3 separate regions of the Homo sapiens genome follow, and all the other regions are linked to region 2. A link is a contact called in ENCODE Hi-C or POLR2A ChIA-PET data. All regions are on one chromosome and are shown on one strand. Each heading gives the region's core, a stretch centred on a gene start or an enhancer-like site at or near the end of the contact. The rest is flanking DNA. Distances are from core to core; before and after follow the strand shown. Region 1 has its middle 20 kb from the start of IFNGR2. Region 2 holds the start of OLIG1 (oligodendrocyte transcription factor 1). Region 3 holds the start of PAXBP1-AS1 (PAXBP1 antisense RNA 1).

Evidence for each region. A loop is a pair of places that touch in the nucleus more often than their neighbours do. ChIA-PET counts read pairs that join two places held with the same protein, here RNA polymerase II (POLR2A). Pooled maps may share reads with other maps.
Region 1: a loop to region 2 is called in a map with no recorded cell type, with 2.6 times the contacts of the local background. The contact joins the enhancer-like site here to the promoter of OLIG1 in region 2. A Hi-C loop is called at or near these places in 12 of 37 single-sample maps with no recorded cell type and 5 of 50 pooled maps. POLR2A ChIA-PET finds 5 or more read pairs at or near these places in 2 of 52 experiments (OCI-LY7 and naive thymus-derived CD4-positive, alpha-beta T cell).
Region 3: a map with no recorded cell type shows a loop between it and region 2 (6-fold over the local background). The contact joins the promoter of PAXBP1-AS1 here to the promoter of OLIG1 in region 2. A Hi-C loop is called at or near these places in 6 of 37 single-sample maps with no recorded cell type and 5 of 50 pooled maps. POLR2A ChIA-PET finds 5 or more read pairs at or near these places in 1 of 52 experiments (RWPE1).

What each region holds. Positions count from the first base shown.
Region 1 is chr21:33,381,067-33,385,849 of GRCh38, reverse strand. No RefSeq gene overlaps it. Among named protein-coding and RNA genes, the nearest start is that of IFNGR2, 20 kb to the left of the region's middle. RefSeq lists enhancers at 2,373-2,667, 2,485-2,844, 4,609-4,783. Within about 2 kb of position 2,634, at least 37 of the 41 ENCODE cell types and tissues checked have a DNase peak (open chromatin) inside an H3K27ac peak, as active enhancers do; they include OCI-LY7, where a contact is called at or near this core.
Region 2 is chr21:33,068,763-33,073,424 of GRCh38, reverse strand. OLIG1 (oligodendrocyte transcription factor 1) reads right to left here and starts at 3,284. Exons shown (of 1, transcript NM_138983.3): 1 at 1,012-3,284. The coding sequence starts at 3,178. The coding sequence ends at 2,363.
Region 3 is chr21:32,726,459-32,731,116 of GRCh38, reverse strand. PAXBP1-AS1 (PAXBP1 antisense RNA 1) reads right to left here and starts at 3,003. Exons shown (of 4, transcript NR_038879.1): 1 at 456-3,003. SYNJ1 (synaptojanin 1) reads left to right here and starts at 3,104. Exons shown (of 33, transcript NM_203446.3): 1 at 3,104-3,171; 2 at 4,200-4,345. The coding sequence starts at 4,222. RefSeq lists enhancers at 2,897-3,397, 3,398-3,898 and a silencer at 2,933-3,432.

The sequences.
Region 1 (4,783 bases), core at 1,385-3,884, 310 kb before region 2:
GTTTAACAACACTTGAATCTCTTTTTCTATTATCACATCTTTTCTCCCCCACTCCATTTTTTTTTGTCTTGTTCTGTTGCCCAGTTTGGGGTGCAGCAGCATGATCATAGCTCACTGCAACCTCAACTTCCTAGGGTCAAGCCATCCTCCCACCTCAGGCTCCCAAGTAGCTGAGACTACAGGTAGGGGTCACCATGCCCAGCTAATTAAAAATATATATAGAGAGAGACGAGGGTCTCACTAAGTTACCCTGGCCGGTCTTAAACTCCTGGGCTCAAGCCATCCTCCCGCCTCAGCCTCCCAAATGCTGGAATTACAGGCATGAGCTACCAGTCTGGCTGTTGCCCTTTTTTGAGTGGGTTATTGTCTCTTCTAAAAATTGATTCGTGTATACGTGCTCCCTCCCTGGGCACTTAATGCTGGTGACCAGTCCCTACTCCAGGCACTCCACAGGGCAGGACTCACCTTCCAGAAAGCAGTTCCACTAACCTGGGGAGAGCCCAGATGGCAAAGGAAGGCGTGATTGCAGCCTGGGATGGCTGGAAGCACTCTTAGCTAAACCGGGCTTGGACTGCCTGACGCCATCTTCAGAGAGGCTTGGGAAGCTGGGCTCAGCCACGAGGCTGGCTTGGAACTAACGGGAAAAGGGTGGACAGATGAGATTTATCTTCTCAATCATGCCGTTTGGCTAACCTACACTCAATCCAGTCTAGGCAGCTTCGCGATCGGCTTGTAACTTGTATCTAACCCATTTAGTGAGAATAACCAGCTGGTTCACGTAATGCTTGCTGCTATGCGGTTTATGTGAGAAGACACTTTTACCAGTGGTTAAAGTCCTTCGAATTCTTCACTCTTGACAGAGAAGACAAAGGACCTGTGGTTATTATGTTATAACCACACAGTATCAAAGGTTACTTAGCTAAGTGTGAAAGTAACAGTAAGCGCCGCGAACATCAAGGAAACTCAGGAAACTCTTCCTCGAAGCCTTTTGATGACATTCAGCGCTGCATAAAAATCACAGATTCCTCTCAGCTCATATGCACAGGATGCCCAGAAATAAGACTCTGTGGAATGGATTTTCTTGGTACATTCTAAGGTTCATAGAAGAATAATTAGAAGTTCTCGATCAGTTATTTAAAGGGAAGAGAGCCTTTTACTGAGGTCCAGGGTGGTCTAGGTGCACCCTGTTTCTTTCTGGAAACAAATACATAGAAACAGCTCAACTGACTTCTCATTAATAACTGTTTATAGAGAATTGATGAGGCAGCCGGGCACGGTGGCTCACACTTGAAATCCCAGCACTTTGGGAGGCCAAAGTGGGAGGATCACTTGAGATCAGGGGTTTGAGATCAGGCTGGACAATATGGTGAAACCCTGTCTCTACTAAAAATACAAAAATTAGCCAGGTGTGGTGGCGCATGCTTGTAGTCACAACTACTTGAGAGGCTGAGGCAGGAGAATCACTTGAACCCAGGAGGCGGAGGTTGCAGTGAGCCAAGATTGCACCATTGCACTCCAGCCTGGGTGACAAGAGTGAAACTAGGTCTCAAAAACAAACAAACAAACCAACCAACAAACAAAAAACCCAAAAAACAAAACTAGGATGATAGGCTGGGCGTGATGGCTCAAGCCTGTAATCCCAGCACTTTGAGAAGCCGAGGAAGGAGGATTGCTTGAGGCCAGGAGTTTGAGACCAGTCTGGGCAATGTAGTAAGACCTCCCTCTCTAAAAAAAAAAAAAAAAAAAAAAAAAAAAAAAAAAAAAAAATTTAGCCATGCATGGTGGTGCACACCTGCAGTCCCAGCTACTCAGAAGGCTGAAGCATGTGAATCGCTTGAGCCCAGGAGGTGGAGGTTGCAGTGAGCCGAGATCATGCCACTGCACTCCAGCCGGGGTGACAGAGCAAGACTCTGTCTCGAAGAAAAAGAAAAAAAAATTGATGCTGAGTAAAAAAAGCCAGTCGCAAAGGACTACATATTGTATGGTTCCATTACTATGAATTGTTCAGTAAAGGCAAATCCATAGAGACAAAAGGTACATTGGTGGTTGTCAGAGGCTGGGGGCGGGGGTGAGGGAGTAGGGTGTGGCTGCTTGATGGGGACACAGTTTCCTTTTGGGGAAGTGAAAATATTTTGGAACGAGATACAGGTGGTGCTTGCACAACAGTGTGAATGTACCAAATGCCTCTGAATCGTACACTTTAAAATGGTTAATTTATGTTATGTGAATTTTACCTCAATCACTGAAAGAAAAAAAAACGCCAAAATGACATCCGGCCCTGCCCCCTTGCTCAATTCCGTGTCCTTCCCTTCATGGATTTGTTACTCGCTTGTCTTGCAGGCGAGGACAAGTCACGACTGCTGTTCAGTTTGCTGATCTCTGAAATGGCAACCCTGATGCTTGTAGACGGGTTAACCCCCTAGCAGGACACAGTGAGGGTTGGTTTCCTGTGTCCTCCTCGCAGTCTGGGTCACGTGGCGCTTCCTGTGGCTCACTGCCTCTGACTTTTCAATCAACTTTGTGGCTAAAGCACCATGCACTGTGCTTTGCATGGTCCGGACTGTCTGGTTTGTCAGCGACTCAGGGGCTTTTCCAGATGCGGGACTTTCAGTGCTGAAACTGGGAAAGCCCAGGGTAAACCAGGATGAGTCAGCGGCCCTGCCTCGTGCTCTGGATAAGTAAGGTGTGCAGAGGTCAAGGCTACAGCTCTCTCCCCAGAGGGGATCTTCCCTCACTTTCAGCACAGTCAGAGGAGGGGGCTCCCGTGTGCCAGGGGAGGAGGCTGGATCTGAAGGTGGGTGGAGCCGGGACAGTACTAGATTAGGGGCTGCCAGCAGTTTCTCCTTTTGTTTCGTTTGCTAGTTTTTGAGACAGCATCTTGCTCTGTTATCCAGGCTGGAGTGCAGTGGCACCATCACCGCTCACTGCAGCCTCAACCTTCCAGGCTTAAGTGATCCTCCCACCTCAGCCTCCTGACTAGCTGAGACTACAGGCACGCACCACCATGCCCAGCTAATCTTTTTGTATTTTTTTGGAAAGATAGGTTTGCCCAGGGTGGTCTCAAACTCCTGGGCTCAAGCGATCCGCCTGCCTCAGCCTCCCATAGTGCTGGGAATACAGGCATGAGCCATCACAGCTCGGCCTGATTTCTCCTTTTGGAGTGAAAACTGGAATTTTCTTTGAGGTCCTTTTTGAAGTCAAGGGCTAACGTCATGAGTGGCCTGTTAGGTGACATAGATGACCAACAACCAGTGATGACCAACAACCAGTGATGACCAACAACCTGAAAATGATGCTGATGGTGGTGGTGGGAGCTTGGCAGGATGGTTTTGGCTGGATAAGGGCCTGGGCTTAGTAGCATTTGTGGGTGAAATTAGGGCATGCCTCAACTTGGGTTATGTAAAGGGATCAGCAAATCTACCGAGATGCCACGGAGACTCTGAGAAGAGCGACTGGGCCTCTCTGCTCTTTCCTTCTTCCCTTCTTTTCTTTTCCTTTCTTTTCTTTTCCTTTCTTCTTTTTCTGTTCTTTACTTTTCTTTTTCCTTCCTTCCTTCCTTCCTTCCTCCCTCCCTTTCTTCTTTTCTTTCTTTCTTTTTTTTTTTTGAGACAGGGTCTCTGCCGCCCAGGCAGGAGTGTAGTAGCACAATCTCGGCTCACTGCAACCTCCACCTCCCAGGTTCAAGCAATTCTCCTGCCTCAGCCTCCCGAGTAGCTGGGATTACAGGTGCCCGCCACCATGCTCGGCTAATTTTTTTGTATTTTTAGTAGAGACAGAGTTTCACCATGTTGGGCAGGCTGGTCTTGAACTCCTGACCTCAGGTGATCCACTCACCTCAGCCTCCCAAAGTGCTGGGATTACAGACATGAGCCACCACACCTGGCCTCTGCTCTTTCTTTGAAGTTCAATGTCACTGGAGGACATCTGATGGATTGAGGGGTGAGGAGAGCTTGGCTGAGGCTGATATAGGAAAGAACAGTAGGGGCCCAGGATCCCCCCAAGGCTGGATGTCTGGAGGGGTAGGACCAAGGGGAGCCTGAACAGTGGACCTGGAGCAGAAGTCACTTGGGAAGACCGTCATCTGGGGCAACCTGTGAGGGACATAGCCCTGCCAATGCGTGATGAGGTGCCTTCCAGAAAGTGGCTGCTTGTGATTCGAAAGTGGGCCCCTAGACTGGGAGTGGTGGCTCACGCCTGTAATCCCAGCACCCAGCAGTTTGGGAGGTCGAGGGCAGTGGATCACTTGAGCCCAGGAGTTTGAGACCAGCCTGGGCAATGTGGAAACCCCCATCTTTACAAAAAAAAAAAAGAAAAAAAAATTAGCTGGATGTGGTGGCTCATGCCTGTAGTCCCAGCTACTCAGGAGGCTAAAGTGGGAGGATTGCTTGAGCCCAGGAGGGTGAGGCTGCAGTGAGCTGTGATTGTGCCACTGCACTCCAGCCTGGGCGACAGAGTGAGACCATGTTAAAAAAAAAGACAAAAGAAAAAGAAAGTGGGCCCCTAAAACACTGCTCATAATCGCCCCCAAAAGTGTCAACAAGCCAAATGTCCATCAACTTATAACTAGATACATAGCATACGATGTATCCAAATGGTGGAAATTATTTGGCAATAAAGAAAAGAAGCACTGATACACGCTTCGACATGGACCAACCTCAAAAATGTGATGCTGAGTGAAAAAAGCCAGTCATAAAGGTCATGTATTGTATGATCCTCTTTATGTAAAATTTCCAAAATGGGTGCATTCATAGAGACAGAAAGTACATTAATGGATGCCAGGGGC
Region 2 (4,662 bases), core at 2,035-4,534:
CCCCTACCCCTTGCCAAGATATAAGGTAAGCAAGGAAAGGCATTGAATAAACAGAAGGCCAGAGTTCAAATCTACTTTTTATAAAAGTGGTGACTTTGCTGGTGGCAGAGTCTAGGAAGCATGAGAAATCCTCTTTTGGAATGAGTTGGTGCACAGAGCACCTTCTCCCATGCCCTGTCCTGACTTCTCCTTAAGGAAATAGACACAGCATGGTAGCCGGGCAATGCCATCTCTCCAGCCACCTCCCACCTCCTTCCCCCACCTCCAAAGTGGTGCTCATTTTCTCTAAATGTGTATATGCCTCAGATAAACCAACATGGATAAAATTGAGTAAGTCATCTCTGGGTTTTCTTTAATTTTCCTCAGGTTAAAGGGGACACTACTTCTCTACTACTCCCCTACATTAAACAGTGGTTGGGTTTCATTAATAATTATGCAGTGTTTCATTATTGCAATGTGAGCAGGTCAGCCTTCCAAATTCTTTTTAAGAGCACCAAACAGACAGAAGAGCTTTCTTCACCTCTTAGGTGAAGACAATTCCAACCTGATTTAAATGATAAGGGGTAGGTGGGTGCAGCAGCGGGAAGCTCATGCTTGTGTGGTATTAAGCTTCTGTCCAAGGATATAGAAAAGGTGGATATCCTGGAAGGATGTTGAGCTACAATTTTATGATAAAGGTATTGCTTAACCCATTTTCCAGGGGATGAAGTTGTAGTTAAAAAAGACCTATGCCTGAAGCTTGGCAAAGAATGAATTCCTGGAATTGCCTCTCTCCCTTCTCTATCCCATTCTCTATCCCACCCACCCACTTACCTATAATCCTCATATTTCCCACGAATGCCTGAACTTGAACTACAGTTGCCTGTTCATTGGATTATTTTACAAATCAGGAAGTCACATTTTAAAACCTGGGACCCCGGTCATTTACCTACCTTCACCCCAAGGTTCTAAATCCACTAGGATACAAGGACTTTTTTATTACCAAACAAATCAGACAAAAAATGTAAAAAATCAGACTTTAAATGTTTTATTTTGTTGATTCTGTACACCGTCAGGAAACAAGGTTAGAAGTAAAATAAAGTGCCAGTTAAATTCGGCTACTACCAACAACCAAAACCTTAAACATAGAAAATCAAAGTAAACTGCGGAAAGGTCATAGCATAACCTTGGGTAAAGGAATTTGTTAACGTCTGTAACAAATCGAAACTGACTACGTATGTAGCTCTTCAACTGCAAGACGGCGAGAAGGAAGACCTGCGGGCCGCGCTGGTCAAGGGCCCGGCCCGCTGAGGAACAGCGGAAAGCGCCTTCCCGCCGTCGCCACCGCAGCTGGGATCCGCCGAGCAGCGGGCGGTTCAGGGCTCCCGGTACTCCTGCGTGTTAATGAGAACGTTCATTAGCGCTCTTGACAGGACGGCGACTGTGAGACGCCTGGTTACCTATTTTAGTAAATCGGGAACACTGGATGCAAGGCGGTTGGTTTTCGTTTTTAAGCAAGCTTAAATGTTGGTTACGCTACTTTTGGGGAAAGGGAAACGAAAGGTGAATCTCGAGTTCTAAGTTGCTTTCTAAGAAACCCCCAGGATTTAAGAGCGAAAACTCTCTGCGACAAAACACTGGATACGCGAGTCTTAAATACAGCTCTCCAAACAGCTGGTCTACAAAAGTGGACCCACGTCCCAACCCAGCGCACCCTGCGTTGTCCTCGCCCCTACCCACCGCACCCCGACGCCGACCACCTGTCCGCCGAGGGTCCGTCCGTCTGCCACGTCCCAGACCGTCTGCACCGCCTAACTGGTCTTTTTCTGCCTCTTGAGTTCCGGCAGCCTCCTTTGATAGGACCTGGCCGGCGGGAACAAGGGCGCCCGTGGCCTCTGGCGGAGGAGAAGGAAAAGAACCACCCCTCCGCCCCCGCCACTGCTCGAGCGCAGCCCCTAGTACTGGGAGCCGGCGTGCTCCGCTCCGGGGAGGTAGCGCTCGGGGATGGCCTCTCGCTGCACCCGGGGCGCGCCAACCACGGCAAGGCGCCCTAAGTTCTACATCGGCCCCGCGAAGCGCGCAACTCCAGGGACAAGGAGAGAGATGTGCTGGGTGAGAGCGAGCACTTTCTGCCTAAAGCCGCTGGAACCGACCCAGAACCCCAAACTGCCCCGAGGCGCCATCGAACATCCGCTCTGGTCACTTTAACGTCCCAGGGGTGGGGGCGGGGAAGGGGGTGCCCGACAGTCCCTTCCTCTGGACTGGAAGGTTCGAAATGCTTTCCTTGCTCGGCCTCGCTCTCCCAGACGCAGGGAGCAGGGGCGCGGAGAAGCTGAGCGAAGGGAGGCCGGGCCGAGGTCGCGCCCCAGGCCCAGGCCCGCCCTCACTTGGAGAATTGCGCCTGCACGGCGGCCAGGCCCAGGCTGGCCGGGACCAGGTGCGGGAACTTGCACACGGCGCAGGTGCAGAGGCCGGGGCCGCCTGCGCCGCCGCCGGGGAGAGCGAACTGGCCGCACGGCGGCTCGTCCAGCGCCAGCGACAGGTACTTGGCGGGGCGCAGCGCGTCGGGGGGTCCTACGGCGCCGGGCGCCAGCAGCACGGAGCCGGGCGCGGCGGCGAGCAGGGGCAGCCCGGCCAGCAGCAGGCGCGGCGCGGCGGGCCCGGCGCCCTCGCCCAGCGCGCGGCGCAGCTCCTGCAGCGAGCTGCCCAGCAGTAGGATGTAGTTGCGGGCGAGCAGCAGCGTGGCTATCTTGGAGAGCTTGCGGCCGGGCGCGCCCTGGCAGTGCGCCGCTGAGTAGGGCAGGATGACCTCGCGCAGGGCGTCCATGGCCAGGTTCAGGTCCTGCATGCGCTTCCGCTCGCGGCTGTTGATCTTGCGCCGCAGCTGCTGCTGCTGCTCCTCCTTGGCGTCCGGCCGGGCGCTGCCGCCCGGGTGCGCGCCTGACCCGGGCCCGGGGCCTGGAGGCTCGGCCGGCGCCTCCGGCTTCTCGCGCGCAGCCTTGGGGAGGAGGGGGGCCGTCGTGGAGGAGGAGGAAGTGGAGGAGGTGGAGGAGGTGGAGGAGGAGGAGGAGGAGGGCGGCTGCCTGTAGCCCACCAGCTCGTAGAGGGAGGCCCCGAGCTGCAAGTCTCCGGGCCGCTGTGGCCGCAGCATGGTCCCGGGGACCGCGTTCACGCGCGCCTGGGAAACCGCATAGTACATCTGGGAGGCGGTGGGGGCGGCCGAGGACGCCCTTCAGGAACGCCCTGGGGTGGGCCGGTCGGCAGGCCGCCCCTCCCCGCGGACCTGCGCGCGGGGAAACGATGGTGGGGCCCTGGCCCGCGCCCTACCCCTTTAAACCCGGCTTGGGAACCTGCGGGGCAGCGGGTGGCGGGGCGCAGCCAATGGAGGCGCGAGGCCGGGCGCAGCCGCGTGTTCATTGGCTGCTTGTGCCGGGGCCGCGCGGAGGTGCGGCTGGCACCGCTTTAGGAGGTTATTGTGAGCGCCTGTGCCAGCCGCGCGGGACAGGCCCCCTGAGCGGAGTAAGGGCGCCTTTTCAAGGCAAGCGGGGCTGTTGAAGGAGGACTGGTCGCACTGGTCAGGCTGCAACTCACGTGCCTTCCTCCAGCAACTGTCTACTCAAAAACAACCTCCCTCATATTTTTTTTTAACTGTGATCACATATTCATAACATAAAATTTACCGTCTTATGTTTAGAGTACTGTTCAGTAATGTTATATGCATTAGTGTGCACATTAAATTGATTTAAATTAAATTCACATTGTTGTGCAACCCATCTCCAGAACTCTTTTCAACTTGCAACCCTGAAGCTCCACCCATTAAACAACTCCCCACTCCCCCCGACCCAAGTTCCTGGAATTCACTCTTCTGTTCTGTCTCTATGAATTTGTTCTACTCTAGGTCCCTCATATAAGTAGAATCATACAGCACTTGTCTTTTAGTGACTGGCTTCTTTCACTTAGCATATTGTCGTCAAGGTTTATCCATGTTGTAGCATGTATCAAAGTTTCTTCCTTTTCAAGGCTGAATAATATTCCAGTATATGGATATACCACATTTGGTTTATCCATTCATTCGTTGATGGACATTTGGGGTGCTTTTGGTTGTTGCGAATTATGCTGCTATGAACATGAGTGTATCATGTTTTTTTTTTCTTAAAATACATAATTTCCTGCCAGGTTCAGGTCGCTAAATTTCTGGACTAAATGACAAGTAGCATTAGGATATTTCCTCCCTGCTGCTCCCAACCTCCTTCCCCATCCCTCTGATTGAAAGGTCTTTAGGGACAAAGGAGCCTTTGGGTCGGGTTTCTATCCTCCCCGAAAGGGATGGTCTATCAGCAACTTGACATTTGCTTAAGCAAAAGTCACTCAGAAATTGGCCTCTTATTAGAAACAAAACAAAACACCCACATAGTCCTATCGGTTGAGGGTGGGAATGAATCATTTTATTTGCCAAATAGAATAGCATTACTTGGTGTCTATGGACATTTTCTGCCCCCAGCACCAGTGCATGCTACTATAACTTGTCAATGTCCTGGGGAAGAGGGCATCTTGGTGGCTGTGCTTGCTGGTTTCAGGGCTGCTTTGTTCTGGTTTTCTTCCACCAATATTTGCCACATGGGTTCACTCTGATCTTTGCTTCTGACCCCCAGCTCTGCCTGTAGCATCCTGCCTATGCCTCAG
Region 3 (4,658 bases), core at 1,754-4,253, 340 kb after region 2:
TTCGAGCCATTTCTTTCTCAGTCATTGGTGGGGAACATGGCCAGGTACAACTAGGGTCTGCAGATCCTGCTATACTAGGACCAGGATCTGCAGAGCACTATACTAATAACTCTGCAGATCCTGATCCTGATATAAAAGTTAGCTTAGCCTGTGTAACCTGAAAAGAAGCTGTTAAAGGTTACTGAATCAGACTGTTAATATTTCCCTGATCTTCCATGTTGTCTAGCATTTTTGACAAAAAAACAAAAAACAAAAAACGAGCACTACTACTATATTGCCACTATGTGATTTTTTTTTAACCTATGAAAATAACAATTCCATGTTTCAACATAATGAATTGCATATTTCAACTAGAGTTGCCCATAGGAGAAATAACTTGCTCACAAATCAACATCTAGAATTTAGGGTGTTTGTCTTTAATTTGTTCTATTGGATGTGATATCTGAAACACCTACCTGGGGCTGTCTCTCTCCTGATGGAAAGTCACATCAGCCTTGTGTTAATTTCTTGTAGCTGGTGTTACAAATTACCATGAACTGGGTGGTTTAAAACAACAAAAATGTATTTTCTTGCAGTTCTGGAGGCCAGAACCAACAGGGCCATGCTCCTTCCAAAGGCTCTAGGCTCAAATCCTTCCTTGCCTCTTCCAACTTCTGATGGCTGCTGACATAGCTTGGCTATGGCCACATCGCTCCAATCTCTGCTGCTGTCTTCACATCACTTTTTTTTCTCTCTCTCTCTCTCCTGTGTGCGTGTTTAATTTTCCTCTGCCTCCCTGTTATAAGGACACTTATGATTGCATCTAGGGCTCTAGGGCCCACCTGGATAATTGAAAATAATCTCAAGACCCTTAATCAAATCTGTAAACCTAAATTAACATTCACAGACAAGGATCTCTTTTTGAAGTAGCGTTTTTTAGCCTCCCACAGGCTCTTCATTGCACAGTTTCAAGGGTTGAGTTGGTGTCAGCCTGTCTCTGTAGGCCCTTAGGATCTCACTAAGAAGTTTGTGTATGCCACTTAACCTATATTTTAAGTCACCCTATCCCAAAGACATTTCAAGGTCAGTGAAAATTTTTCCAACTATTGTCAAATGCTGTAACAAAAGTAGAAGTATAAATAGGAAAGAGGGACAAGAAAAAGAAGATAGAACCAATCAAGCCACTAGTCAAATTGCCTTTATGTTTTTCAAACTCTGGGCATGTGTCTTTTTCATGACTAAAATGAGATGTGGAAAAGCTGTGGCCTTCTAACAAATCTAGGAATAAGTCTTGCTACCCCCCAGTTTAATTTGAAGAAAGAAGCTGGAATTCCAACCCAGAACCCAGAAATTTTGACCTAAATCTCCTCAGTCCAAAATAAAAAGGAACCAGGAATATGCAGAACACTTGTTCGTAAAAGAGCTTAGTACCCATGCTTCCCACTATAAGAAAGGAAGCATTTCTAGTGTAGCCTTACAGACACACAGGCATGGTGGAAAGGATTTTGGGCTTTGGAGTAAGCAAGTTTGGTTTCAGTACCCAACTCCTCTTGAAACTGAATGATTTCAGTTGTCATAAAAGGTACCTCTCGGCCGGGCGCGATGGCTCACGCCTGTTATCCCAGCACTTTGGGAGGCCGAGGCGGGTGGATCACGAGGTCAGGAGATCGAGACCATCCTGGCTAACACGGTGAAACCCTGTCTCTACTAAAAATACAAAAATTAGCCGGGCGTGGTGGTGGGCACCTGTAATCCCAGCTACTCGGGAGGCTGAGGCAGGAGAACGGCGTGAACCCGGGAGGCGGAGCTTGCAGTGAGCCGAGATCGCGCCACTGCACTCTAGCCTGGGCGGACAGAGCGAGACTCCGTCTCAAAAAAAAAAAGGTACTTCTCAAGCAACACATTTGATATCAACAGTTTTTTCTGAGACAGTACTGACATAGAAATCCCCTCTAGTTCTTAGAACTAAATCCAAGAATCTTTGTGTTTCTCCTTCATGACTTGAAGTGGCTTCTTTTCTAATAAATTTAGTTCCGTGTCCTGAAACCAGGGTGGGTACAGCTTCTCTAAAATGGACGAAAAAATCAAGTCACATGACAGGGCCTGAAGAGGGAAATGATTTTTGCAACATAACCAAATTTAAATCCTGCTTTGGCTGTTGAAAACCAGAAGGAGAAGAGGTAAAGAAAAAGCAAACGCAAGTGGAGACAGTTTGAGTGCTGGGTTCTTCAGGTTTTCAATTTCTTTCTGCCCTGTTGGCTTTGACTTCATTCTCTTTCTTATTAGGTCTATTCAATGGAAGCAGAAATCTATGGGACACGCTGATATTAGCCAGGAAGCACCATTTGTTGAAAAATGAGGATGAGATAAAAGGGTTAGGTGCCTTTAGTTACTAAATTCCACGGTTGGCAAAAGCTATTCATCCGTCGGTGACAACCACAGCTGTCGTGGCCTCCCTACGGCCATGTTTTGTTGGACTCAGCCTTGAGATCCTGGTTTGTGACGTCCCACTCTCCATCGTATACACCTAAGCACTCTTCGATAGAACCCTGTGAGCTCCAGAACACACAAGAAAAGGCACCGAACAGAACTGTCCCAGAGCAGGCATTAGTTTTTCTTCTGCTACCTATCCAGACACTCAGACTAGGAACTCGGTGCCGTTTGCTGGGCTGTCGACACCATGGACAGCTCTTCAGGCGCCACCTGGTTGGCTCGGCGAGCCGACCGTCCCGAGCCCTTCCTCCTCTCCCGTCAGGCCCGTGGGGGCGGCGGGGTTGGTCCTGACGCCCAGCTTGGGGAGCAGCAATACGCAGCCCCCCAAGCTTTTCTCCGGAGTCCCTCCCCGGCGCTCACGCTCTGAAGAGCCCACGCAAAAGGACCAAGGAGGCCAGATCTTCCCTCTCCCTGCACCCCCGGCGGTGGGATCGCAGCTCTGCCTGGGGGCGGCCGCAGGAGGCAAAGGTAGCTGGAGACTGAGGCTGGGGCCGCCCGCGGGTGCCAGGCCCAGCCGGTCGGCGCAGAGTGGGCGTGGTCTCCCTCCTGATGCCCCGCCCCTTCCCTCGCGCGGGGCGGATCTTCCGCCCCCGGCCGCGGCGCAATGCGGAAGAGATGGGCCTGCTGGAGCGGAAGTGACGCTCCCGGCGGCTGTGGCGGCGGCTGCGGGAGAAGGAGGAGGAGGAGCCGGAGGAAGAGGTGAGCAAGCCGGCGGGGGGCGGGGAGCTGCTGCGGCCAGACCCACGGGCAGCCGGGCGGGCGGACGCCTCCAAGACCAGTCTCTGCCTCCGCAGCGTCAGCGGGAGCGGTGAGGGGCGACCGCGAGCAGCCGGGGTGCGGGAGGACGGGCGGGGTTGTGAGCAGACCACTGGTTGTGCGGGGTGCCGCGTCAGGCTGGGGGCTGTGGTGACAGCGGCTGTCAGCCCGCCCGCGGGAACGAACCGAATCCGCCTGGGCGCCGGGGTATCTCTTCTGGCGCATAAATGGAGGGTTTGGGCTGCTCGGCTCTTCCGTCTCTCCGAGAAGGAGCCGCTTTCCCGGGCAGTCGACTGCCCGGGACCCCCGAGGAGCCCCAGTCGGGTCGGTGCCCCGAGTCGTGACTCTTCCCGGGTGGCCATTCGTATTTATCGGCCCCGCCTGCCGTCCCCCCAGCCGGCGGTAGCCCGGGGCAGGAGAGGCGGCGGTAACCTGTGCCTTTTCCCTTGCCCTTCATCGCCACCCCCGGGAGAGCCTGTCGCGTGGGATAATCCTTTTCCTTCTCCTGCCCCCTAAGGAGCTTTGAACCAGCCTTGTCACCCTTCCCTCCCACCTCCGCTCCTTTCACCTCGAAGGAACTGCTTGAAGTTTCCAAATAGGTTCCCTTTCAACGTAGTGACAGATCTTGAAGCAGGAAGCTGATAAACAGCTCCGGACGAAATACGCTCAAAATTTTTCCTTTCAGTAAGCATAAATTAAACGGGAAACTCAACCAGACCGTTGATTGACTTACAGTGCTAAAACCTTGTCTTGCCTTGGTATGAGAATTGATAGCTTTTCCTCTTGCTTTTTGGTAAAATTAAGTGACGACTTATCTTTTGGAAAAAGCCATTTTCTCCCAGAGCTGTCTGTTTTTTCCCACCCCAACCCCCCATCAAAACCTGGCGGGGAGGGACTTTTGGATGCTTTGCAGTCCTTGCTGCAGAAGGAAACATCAGCTTCATTTGCTTTGCTTTGCTTGGTTTTCGCAGGGCTGCCTCCGAAGAAAGGAGAATGGCGTTCAGTAAAGGATTCCGGATCTATCACAAATTGGATCCCCCACCTTTCAGCCTCATAGTGGAAACTAGGCATAAGGAAGAATGTCTCATGTTCGAGTCTGGGGCTGTCGCTGTGCTCTGTAAGTCATCTGTTAGAGCCCAATTTGTCATGGTCTCTGTTTTGATTTGAAACAATTCAGATGCAACCATTTTTTAGAAAAGAGCCCGACAACCCTTTCACTGTATTTCCTCTAGCAGATTATGCTTGTATTTCCTTTTAATCAAACTTATTTTCCTGCAAACTTTTTGTTAACAGGTTTTTGTTGAGGGGGTGCAGGGAGATGCAGGTTTTGGTTGCAGGATTTTGCTTTCTTGGGTTCTGCTGCTGCTTCTAAAAGTAAATGTTTTTTCCAAAGAAATATTGTTTCAGTTTGTATCATGTATCACATAAAC